Regions from separate parts of the Homo sapiens genome. Here region 2 is linked to region 1. Evidence: chromatin contacts called from ENCODE Hi-C or POLR2A ChIA-PET data. All regions are on one chromosome and are shown on one strand. Each heading gives the region's core, a stretch centred on a gene start or an enhancer-like site at or near the end of the contact. The rest is flanking DNA. Distances are from core to core; before and after follow the strand shown. Region 1 holds the start of PAXBP1-AS1 (PAXBP1 antisense RNA 1). Region 2 holds the start of EPCIP (exosomal polycystin 1 interacting protein).

What was found. Hi-C counts contacts between places; a loop is a spot of excess contacts on that map. ChIA-PET counts read pairs that join two places held with the same protein, here RNA polymerase II (POLR2A). Pooled maps may share reads with other maps.
Region 2: a loop to region 1 is called in a pooled map, with 2.0 times the contacts of the local background. The contact joins the promoter of EPCIP here to the promoter of PAXBP1-AS1 in region 1. A Hi-C loop is called at or near these places in 14 of 50 pooled maps. POLR2A ChIA-PET finds 5 or more read pairs at or near these places in 2 of 52 experiments (BJ and Caco-2).

Annotation. Positions count from the first base shown.
Region 1 is chr21:32,724,984-32,730,346 of GRCh38, forward strand. It overlaps PAXBP1-AS1 (PAXBP1 antisense RNA 1), which reads left to right and starts at 3,131. Exons shown (of 4, transcript NR_038879.1): 1 at 3,131-5,363. It overlaps SYNJ1 (synaptojanin 1), which reads right to left and starts at 3,030. Exons shown (of 33, transcript NM_203446.3): 1 at 2,963-3,030; 2 at 1,789-1,934. The coding sequence starts at 1,912. RefSeq lists enhancers at 2,236-2,736, 2,737-3,237 and a silencer at 2,702-3,201.
Region 2 is chr21:32,810,854-32,816,216 of GRCh38, forward strand. EPCIP (exosomal polycystin 1 interacting protein) reads right to left here and starts at 2,850. Exons shown (of 4, transcript NM_001162495.3): 1 at 2,739-2,850.

The DNA of each region.
Region 1 (5,363 bases), core at 1,881-4,380:
CAAAATAAATGTTTTAGGGCCTTTTGGTAAAAACAAACCATTATTTGGCATAAAAGACGGCTGCTGGAGGTTTTGGAAATATTATTATTCTTAGGTTTCCTAACCTTGGAGTAAAGTGTAGCAATAATTCTAAAAACTATAAGTAATACACAGTTTGTAGCTGAACATTTGACTTGCTATTATGAGTAATCATAATTAAAGAAACATTTAGAATTTATACAAGATTAGTAAGTCAGGTAACGTCACCAAAAAACACAAGCAGCTGAAAAATGCTTCCCATACAAAAACAAACATTCGCCCCACCCAACCCCCACAATATTTTAATTCAGAATTCATCAGTATAAGAATTCCACTTGTAGTAAAAAATATATGCAATGGAAATTAATACTGTACCAAGGTATAGTTTAAATACAAAAAACAACTTGAAGCAATTAAGTCCATACTGATTGAGTATAGCCAATATTATTTATACTTATTTCTTGGAAGACCTAGAGCCCCTTCTCCTTCATTCAAAAAATATATGTACCAAATATATATTTCTTATATACTGTTCTTTGCTTAAGACTTTTCATTATGTCACTATCTTTTTCCCCATCAAGATGCAATTATACTATTTAGTCAAGTTAACACTTTAACTGACATTAATATTCTACATGCAAAGAGTGAGGTCTTATGCTCTTCATTTATTGAGGCTGGAGAAAGCTTAGTAGTTTAAGATATTTAAGGGCTTATATTTGTAAGTATGCCTTTCAAACACTATTTTTAATTTATAAAGATATAATCAGTAACTAAACTAATCCCAACACTAGGATTATTTGCCTAAATCATATATATGTGTATATATAATCATATACTTTTTTTTCTTTTTAATTTTTGAAACAGGGTCTCACTGTGTTGCCCAAGCTGGAGCGCAGTGGCGAGATCAAGGCTCACTGCAGTCTCGACCTTCCAGACTCAATCAATCCGCCCACCTCAGCCTCCCAAGTAGCGGGGACTAAAGGGCACACGACGGAGCCGAACTACTTTTTGTATTTTTTGTACAGAAAGGGTTTCACCACGCTGCCCAGACTGGTCTCAAACTCCCCGCCTCAAGCGATCAGCCCCCCTTGGCCTCCCAAAGTGCTGGGACTACAGGCGTGAGCCCCCACACCTGGCATATCTTACATTAAGAAAGACCCAGTATCCAAATTAATTTTAATTTCATCCATCTGCCCCTAAAATAACTCAAACATTACTAATCTATTTTTCTTGTGGTACAATAGTCCTTTTCTTTAAATTAGACTATCAAAATACTTTTAAAAATAATACAAAATCAATCATGTATCTCACATGAAAATCTAGAGGTTGTTTACAATTCCCTTAATGAAAACACAACGGCCATAACAGAAATACTCCAACAATATTGGATAATATTAGATAATACCTACTACTATAACTGACCTACCAGTAAATATGTCAAGCAAGACACTGTATGGGTTTATGTGATACATGATACAAACTGAAACAATATTTCTTTGGAAAAAACATTTACTTTTAGAAGCAGCAGCAGAACCCAAGAAAGCAAAATCCTGCAACCAAAACCTGCATCTCCCTGCACCCCCTCAACAAAAACCTGTTAACAAAAAGTTTGCAGGAAAATAAGTTTGATTAAAAGGAAATACAAGCATAATCTGCTAGAGGAAATACAGTGAAAGGGTTGTCGGGCTCTTTTCTAAAAAATGGTTGCATCTGAATTGTTTCAAATCAAAACAGAGACCATGACAAATTGGGCTCTAACAGATGACTTACAGAGCACAGCGACAGCCCCAGACTCGAACATGAGACATTCTTCCTTATGCCTAGTTTCCACTATGAGGCTGAAAGGTGGGGGATCCAATTTGTGATAGATCCGGAATCCTTTACTGAACGCCATTCTCCTTTCTTCGGAGGCAGCCCTGCGAAAACCAAGCAAAGCAAAGCAAATGAAGCTGATGTTTCCTTCTGCAGCAAGGACTGCAAAGCATCCAAAAGTCCCTCCCCGCCAGGTTTTGATGGGGGGTTGGGGTGGGAAAAAACAGACAGCTCTGGGAGAAAATGGCTTTTTCCAAAAGATAAGTCGTCACTTAATTTTACCAAAAAGCAAGAGGAAAAGCTATCAATTCTCATACCAAGGCAAGACAAGGTTTTAGCACTGTAAGTCAATCAACGGTCTGGTTGAGTTTCCCGTTTAATTTATGCTTACTGAAAGGAAAAATTTTGAGCGTATTTCGTCCGGAGCTGTTTATCAGCTTCCTGCTTCAAGATCTGTCACTACGTTGAAAGGGAACCTATTTGGAAACTTCAAGCAGTTCCTTCGAGGTGAAAGGAGCGGAGGTGGGAGGGAAGGGTGACAAGGCTGGTTCAAAGCTCCTTAGGGGGCAGGAGAAGGAAAAGGATTATCCCACGCGACAGGCTCTCCCGGGGGTGGCGATGAAGGGCAAGGGAAAAGGCACAGGTTACCGCCGCCTCTCCTGCCCCGGGCTACCGCCGGCTGGGGGGACGGCAGGCGGGGCCGATAAATACGAATGGCCACCCGGGAAGAGTCACGACTCGGGGCACCGACCCGACTGGGGCTCCTCGGGGGTCCCGGGCAGTCGACTGCCCGGGAAAGCGGCTCCTTCTCGGAGAGACGGAAGAGCCGAGCAGCCCAAACCCTCCATTTATGCGCCAGAAGAGATACCCCGGCGCCCAGGCGGATTCGGTTCGTTCCCGCGGGCGGGCTGACAGCCGCTGTCACCACAGCCCCCAGCCTGACGCGGCACCCCGCACAACCAGTGGTCTGCTCACAACCCCGCCCGTCCTCCCGCACCCCGGCTGCTCGCGGTCGCCCCTCACCGCTCCCGCTGACGCTGCGGAGGCAGAGACTGGTCTTGGAGGCGTCCGCCCGCCCGGCTGCCCGTGGGTCTGGCCGCAGCAGCTCCCCGCCCCCCGCCGGCTTGCTCACCTCTTCCTCCGGCTCCTCCTCCTCCTTCTCCCGCAGCCGCCGCCACAGCCGCCGGGAGCGTCACTTCCGCTCCAGCAGGCCCATCTCTTCCGCATTGCGCCGCGGCCGGGGGCGGAAGATCCGCCCCGCGCGAGGGAAGGGGCGGGGCATCAGGAGGGAGACCACGCCCACTCTGCGCCGACCGGCTGGGCCTGGCACCCGCGGGCGGCCCCAGCCTCAGTCTCCAGCTACCTTTGCCTCCTGCGGCCGCCCCCAGGCAGAGCTGCGATCCCACCGCCGGGGGTGCAGGGAGAGGGAAGATCTGGCCTCCTTGGTCCTTTTGCGTGGGCTCTTCAGAGCGTGAGCGCCGGGGAGGGACTCCGGAGAAAAGCTTGGGGGGCTGCGTATTGCTGCTCCCCAAGCTGGGCGTCAGGACCAACCCCGCCGCCCCCACGGGCCTGACGGGAGAGGAGGAAGGGCTCGGGACGGTCGGCTCGCCGAGCCAACCAGGTGGCGCCTGAAGAGCTGTCCATGGTGTCGACAGCCCAGCAAACGGCACCGAGTTCCTAGTCTGAGTGTCTGGATAGGTAGCAGAAGAAAAACTAATGCCTGCTCTGGGACAGTTCTGTTCGGTGCCTTTTCTTGTGTGTTCTGGAGCTCACAGGGTTCTATCGAAGAGTGCTTAGGTGTATACGATGGAGAGTGGGACGTCACAAACCAGGATCTCAAGGCTGAGTCCAACAAAACATGGCCGTAGGGAGGCCACGACAGCTGTGGTTGTCACCGACGGATGAATAGCTTTTGCCAACCGTGGAATTTAGTAACTAAAGGCACCTAACCCTTTTATCTCATCCTCATTTTTCAACAAATGGTGCTTCCTGGCTAATATCAGCGTGTCCCATAGATTTCTGCTTCCATTGAATAGACCTAATAAGAAAGAGAATGAAGTCAAAGCCAACAGGGCAGAAAGAAATTGAAAACCTGAAGAACCCAGCACTCAAACTGTCTCCACTTGCGTTTGCTTTTTCTTTACCTCTTCTCCTTCTGGTTTTCAACAGCCAAAGCAGGATTTAAATTTGGTTATGTTGCAAAAATCATTTCCCTCTTCAGGCCCTGTCATGTGACTTGATTTTTTCGTCCATTTTAGAGAAGCTGTACCCACCCTGGTTTCAGGACACGGAACTAAATTTATTAGAAAAGAAGCCACTTCAAGTCATGAAGGAGAAACACAAAGATTCTTGGATTTAGTTCTAAGAACTAGAGGGGATTTCTATGTCAGTACTGTCTCAGAAAAAACTGTTGATATCAAATGTGTTGCTTGAGAAGTACCTTTTTTTTTTTGAGACGGAGTCTCGCTCTGTCCGCCCAGGCTAGAGTGCAGTGGCGCGATCTCGGCTCACTGCAAGCTCCGCCTCCCGGGTTCACGCCGTTCTCCTGCCTCAGCCTCCCGAGTAGCTGGGATTACAGGTGCCCACCACCACGCCCGGCTAATTTTTGTATTTTTAGTAGAGACAGGGTTTCACCGTGTTAGCCAGGATGGTCTCGATCTCCTGACCTCGTGATCCACCCGCCTCGGCCTCCCAAAGTGCTGGGATAACAGGCGTGAGCCATCGCGCCCGGCCGAGAGGTACCTTTTATGACAACTGAAATCATTCAGTTTCAAGAGGAGTTGGGTACTGAAACCAAACTTGCTTACTCCAAAGCCCAAAATCCTTTCCACCATGCCTGTGTGTCTGTAAGGCTACACTAGAAATGCTTCCTTTCTTATAGTGGGAAGCATGGGTACTAAGCTCTTTTACGAACAAGTGTTCTGCATATTCCTGGTTCCTTTTTATTTTGGACTGAGGAGATTTAGGTCAAAATTTCTGGGTTCTGGGTTGGAATTCCAGCTTCTTTCTTCAAATTAAACTGGGGGGTAGCAAGACTTATTCCTAGATTTGTTAGAAGGCCACAGCTTTTCCACATCTCATTTTAGTCATGAAAAAGACACATGCCCAGAGTTTGAAAAACATAAAGGCAATTTGACTAGTGGCTTGATTGGTTCTATCTTCTTTTTCTTGTCCCTCTTTCCTATTTATACTTCTACTTTTGTTACAGCATTTGACAATAGTTGGAAAAATTTTCACTGACCTTGAAATGTCTTTGGGATAGGGTGACTTAAAATATAGGTTAAGTGGCATACACAAACTTCTTAGTGAGATCCTAAGGGCCTACAGAGACAGGCTGACACCAACTCAACCCTTGAAACTGTGCAATGAAGAGCCTGTGGGAGGCTAAAAAACGCTACTTCAAAAAGAGATCCTTGTCTGTGAATGTTAATTTAGGTTTACAGATTTGATTAAGGGTCTTGAGATTATTTTCAATTATCCAGGTGGGCCCTAGAGCCCTAGATGCAATCATAAGTGTCCTTATAACAGGGAGG
Region 2 (5,363 bases), core at 1,600-4,099, 86 kb after region 1:
CCAGTAATTCACTGTTCCTCAGCCCTGTGTTCCCAAGGCTAAGCTAGCTAAATACAGCAAATTGTCATTGATAAAGAGGCAACATACTATAATATATAAAATGTGATACATGTATGTTGTATACTGAAAATTGAATGAAATCAGGAACTATCCATATTTTTATTCACTAATAGTAAGATCTAATGAGTGTTTCTTTTGTGCCAGGTACTGTTAAGTGTTTCACGTGTTTTATGTTATTTAATCCTTTCTGTAATCCTACAGGTAGATATTATGGCCCCCCCTCCCCTTTTTTTTTTAGACCGAGTCTCAGTCTGTCACCCAGGCTGGAGTGCAGTGGCACTATCTCGGCTCACTGCAACCTCTGCATCCCGGATTCAAGTAATTCTCCTGCCTCAACCTCCCGAGTAGTTGGCATTATAGGTGTTGCACCACCACGCCCAGCTAATTTTTGTATTTTTAGTACAGACTGGGTTTCGCCATTTTGGCCAGGCTGGTCTCGAACTCCTGACCTCAAGTGATCCACCCACCACAGCCTCTCAAAGTGCTGGGGTTACAAGCATGAGCCACTGCATATGGTCCCATTTTCATATCAGGAAATGATACATGGGTACTCAGGGAGGTTAAATAACTTGTCCAAGGTCACAGAACTAGTTAATAATGGCTAAAATTTGAACCCAGACAGCCAACTATACTCTGAAGAGTCATGGTGGAAATTACAGCGCTATTTCCTACCCCAGGGTCTTGGGCCTATTCAAGTGAGATTCCATGCATTGTATTCTATTACTAGATGCTGTAGCCTTTAACCTATATGTGTATAGAACCCTCATGCTAAATGCTATGATTTGAATGTGTTTCCTAAAGTTCACGTGTTGGAAACTTAATCCCCAGTGCAACAGTGTTGAGAAGTGGGAGCTTTAAGGGGTGACCTTTAAGAGGGCGGTGCCCTCATGAATGGATTAATGCTGTTATTGAGGAGTGGGTTGGTCACCATGGGAATAGGTTTCAAATAAAAGGATGAATTTGACCCCCTTTCTCTCTGTCTCTCTTATGTGTGTGCACATGTTCTCTTGCCCTTTCACCTTCCACCATGGAATGAAACAGCAAGAATGCCCTTGCCAGATGCAGGCCCCTTGACCTTGGAATTCCCAGTCTCCAGAACCATAAGAAAGAAATTTCTGTTCTTAAGTTCATAATCAGAATAGAGGACAATATGAGCAGAGTGCTGCTTCTGCTAACATAGGTATGGAATGTGGGACAAAGAATTCTCAGAGAGTGAGCCACTGGGAAGTCCTAACTAAAATATGTGGCTACCGTACTTTTCTACTTGACACAGTCCTTGAGAGAGTGAATTAGGCAATGAGTGCAAATCCTTCAGGCTTTCCCCTTGAGTGACTTGGTAGACACTCAGTTAATTGCATCACTGGGGTTCACATCCACAGCTTTGCACAGCTGCCCCTTGGTCCCACGCCCACAGAACTGTGAGGCCTGCCTGTTCTTCCCACTGGGGCCTATTGACCTATTAGCTCCCACAGACACAGACACAAGCCACTGGGCACTGAATTTTAAAAGCTGATAATGTGGCAGCTTTAAGCAGTGAAAAATATTAGTGTGGAAAAGAAAGATGAGAAATCCAAGTCAGCTCTTGAAAAGCACTCATTTCCATAAATACTTTATTGAAACTGTTATTTTCAGAAAATGCCCAATTTCTGTCAGAAAAAAAAGTAATGAAAAGTCTTTTTTTTTCCTTCCAAACATATTGCATTATTTAGACTAAAAAAAAGCAAAAAACTTCTCAAGGATGGCTCTTTTCGGTAAAAAATTTTCAAACAAATGAAGTCTTTTTTTTGGTATTTTTTAAGGGTGGGTTTTTTATAAATATTATGCACAATGTTTTTGAAACATTTCCTGTCCTCAGTATACACCAACATACTTTTTGCTAAAAGCTTTCCAAAAATATGCTTATTAAACAAAGAAATAAATGCAAGACTGTATATGTTCTACTCATTTTGAATTAAAACATTCCCCTCTTCATCTTGCCTTTTGCTACATTATTTATCATGCTTTTTCACTTTTGAATAAAAGACCAATTTTTTAAAAACACGAACTATCCAATCCAAATGTTAATGCTCATCTTAGCTTACTTTCTTTTCTTTGTTTTCTAATCAGCAAACTCTATAAAGCCTGGTGTGTAAATAGGCAGTAAATATAATATTATTAAAAGATAAAACAGAGCAAAGAAACAGTATCAGCCGGTGTTTTGGGAGTTCTCACTTTTCTTTGTTTGTGATCACAATAAGGAAAAGAGATATCATATCTCTTTTCCTTAATTGTTATTTAGCATTGAAGACTAATGGAAAAGTCTAGCCAGATGTTTTAAAATAGAGACAAGATTTCAAGGAGCTATCTGTTATATTAGCTTTAAGTGAGTTTATCTTTTTAGGGTTTAAATGAGAAGACCATGTCATTCTTTGCTTAATGCACTGAAAATCTTTCATTTTAAAGGCAGAATCTCAGTAAAGAGGAATTCATATGCCTGGAAGCCTAAAAAAGTGTTTCATAGTGAAAGCCACTCATACATGTACATTATGTTCAGGAAATGCAAATGCAACAAGAAGGTGACCCTGACAATGGTTCTTCCAACCGTCACAGTTCCTGCCATGCAGCAGAAATTCTGAAGCTCTGAAAAACTGTCAGACTAGACATGCTTTTTAAAAAAGAAGAACACAGAAATTACTTACATCTGAGAGTTCCACCGTGAGGCCTCGCCTCTCCACTCCACAGACCTCTGCCTGGCCACGGATCCTTCACCCTGGCTTGACAGCTGGTTTAATCTGCAAGCCAGGGTGGAATGCGTGGTCTTGCACTTGCTGTTCTTTTCCGTCTTCGGAGGGCCAGCAGCCTGGTCATTTCCATGGCAACCAGGAGGAAGCTGCTGGCCTACCAGTCTCATTAACTACACGCAGGAGAGAACCTGCCTTGGTGACTGCTGACCACTCTTTTGGGGTTCTAAACTGGGAAGTTTCTAGAAGAAACTGAGGAGACTGTTGCTGTAGGCTGATCCCAAAGGATTGACACAAATGGAAGAAATTCTACTTTAGCAGGAAATTGAATGGATTAAATGTAGAGTACGGAGACTCCTTGATACTTTTACTTTCATGATTTATTCCACCTTTTTTGGTCTGATGAATTGTTACTTATGGTAAATGCCTGCACTACTGTATAAAGTGTCCTATCGTAGTTGTTCCAAAGAAAAAAAACTCATTTGAACTCCAAAGATAGACATTATTCTCTGTCTTTTTTAAAATTCATTTAAAAAAATATTAGAAGCCACAAAACCAATAAATAGGTAACAATTATTCTATGTACATTAACTGATAGTCCATGTGGGCTTCTATAACAAAATACCATTAGTTGGGTAACTTACAAACAACATATTTATTTCTGTAGGCTGGGAAGGCCAAGATCAAGGCAGATTTGTTTTCTGGTGAGGGTCTGCTTCCTGGTTCATAGATGGCACCTTCTAGCTGAGTCCTTACATGGTGGAAGGGAAACTGTGGTTTCTTCAGCTTCTTACAAGGGCACTAATCCCATTCATAAGGGCTCCACCCTCATGACCTAATCACATTCCAACATCTCCACCTCCTATGCTATCACATTAAGGATTAGGTTTCAATATATGTATTTTAAGGGAAGATAAATACCTGGGCCTTAACAACTGATGAAGTCTCACTAAATATGGGAAAAAAAGATAAGGCAGGGGTCCCCGATCTCCAGGCCACGGACTGGTACCAGTCCATGCTACAGTAGGAGTTGAGCAGTGGGTGAGCAAGAGAAGAAGCTTCATCTGTATTTACAGCCGCTCCCTATCAATCACATTACCACCTGAGCTCTGCCTTCTGTCAGATCAGCAGTGGCATTAGATTCTCATAGGATTGAATTGAGAATGCTATTCTATTGTGAACTATTGTGAACTGTGTATGCGAGGGATCTAGGTTGCATGCTCCATATGAGAATCTAATGCCTGATGATCTGTCACTGTCTCCCATCACCCCTAGATGGGACAGTCTAGTTGCAAGAAAACAAGCTCAGGGCTCTCACTGATTCTACATTATGGTGAGTGGTATAAGTATTTCATTATATATTATAATGCAATAATAATACAAAGTGCACAATAAATGTAATCGCTTGAATCATCCCCAAACCACCTCCTACCCCTGCCTGTCTGTGGAAAAATTATCTTCCATGAAACTGGTCTCTAGTGCCAAGAAGGGGACTGCTGAGATAAAGAAAAATCTTGCTAATTAAAAGCACTAGGAGTCTGGAGCAATTGATTTGTAATTACCCAGATACAGATTCTCCAATATGTTAAAGAAGAGAGCACCTCAGTAGGGAAATTTATTCATTCATTTATTTATTATTCATCTACTGAATCCTTACCACACACATGCACTGTGCCAGGAGATTTAAGGGGCACAGAGATCAATGTCATGGTTCTTGTCTTTAAGGAAGTTATACTATAGGAGGGGCAATTATGTAAGTTGCATCTGGGAAATGTTTGAAGGGAGATACAGACACAATGCAGGGGAATCCCAGTGAAGGTCGGCCTTTGCCAGGGAGACTGGTGAAGTCCTTGGGGAGAGGTAGTTTTGGATCTAGGCCTTAAGGGATGGCTGAGATCTGCATGGTCAGATGTGGGGGAAAGGACAACGATCTCTCATGGAGTGATTATTTGATGAACTGCGGATCCAAGCTGATGGATATATCCTTCCTCCTTTCTGCACCCAGAGAGCCTGGCACAAATGGCTTCTCGGTGGCCCACAGGATAAAGGAACTCAAGTAATTAAGAAAATTGCTGGAGCAAAGGTTTGGAGGTGGAAGAGTCCCAGGCCTATTCAGCCATTTGGAAAGCCAGTGAATCACAGCCAGAATAAAGGGAATTGAGAATAGAGAGAGGCTGCTATTGTTGGGTGATCAGTTTCAGCAAAGCACATATATGAATTCTACCATGTAAGAATAGCAAAGTGGATCTTGGTTCAAACCTTGAGTCTGTTACCTTCTTGCACATTATTTAAACTTTATAAGCCTCAGTTTCCTTATCTATAAAGTGGGTATAATAATACTTTGTTGAAAGGTAGAGCTGAGGAAAAAATGAGATAATATATGTGCACTGGATGCCTGAAGATGAGGGAGGGAAAGGCTGGCCAACAATACACCGAATACCCCAACTTTCCAGAGCAACTGTGGCTAATCCAATGGTTTGGCGTACTCAACCTCTATTTCAACATCTTTCTGTCTTGCCTGCCTCTACTGTAGAGACTGGAAATCTCTATTATTCAACACAACAGAGTCTCTTGAAGCTGAGG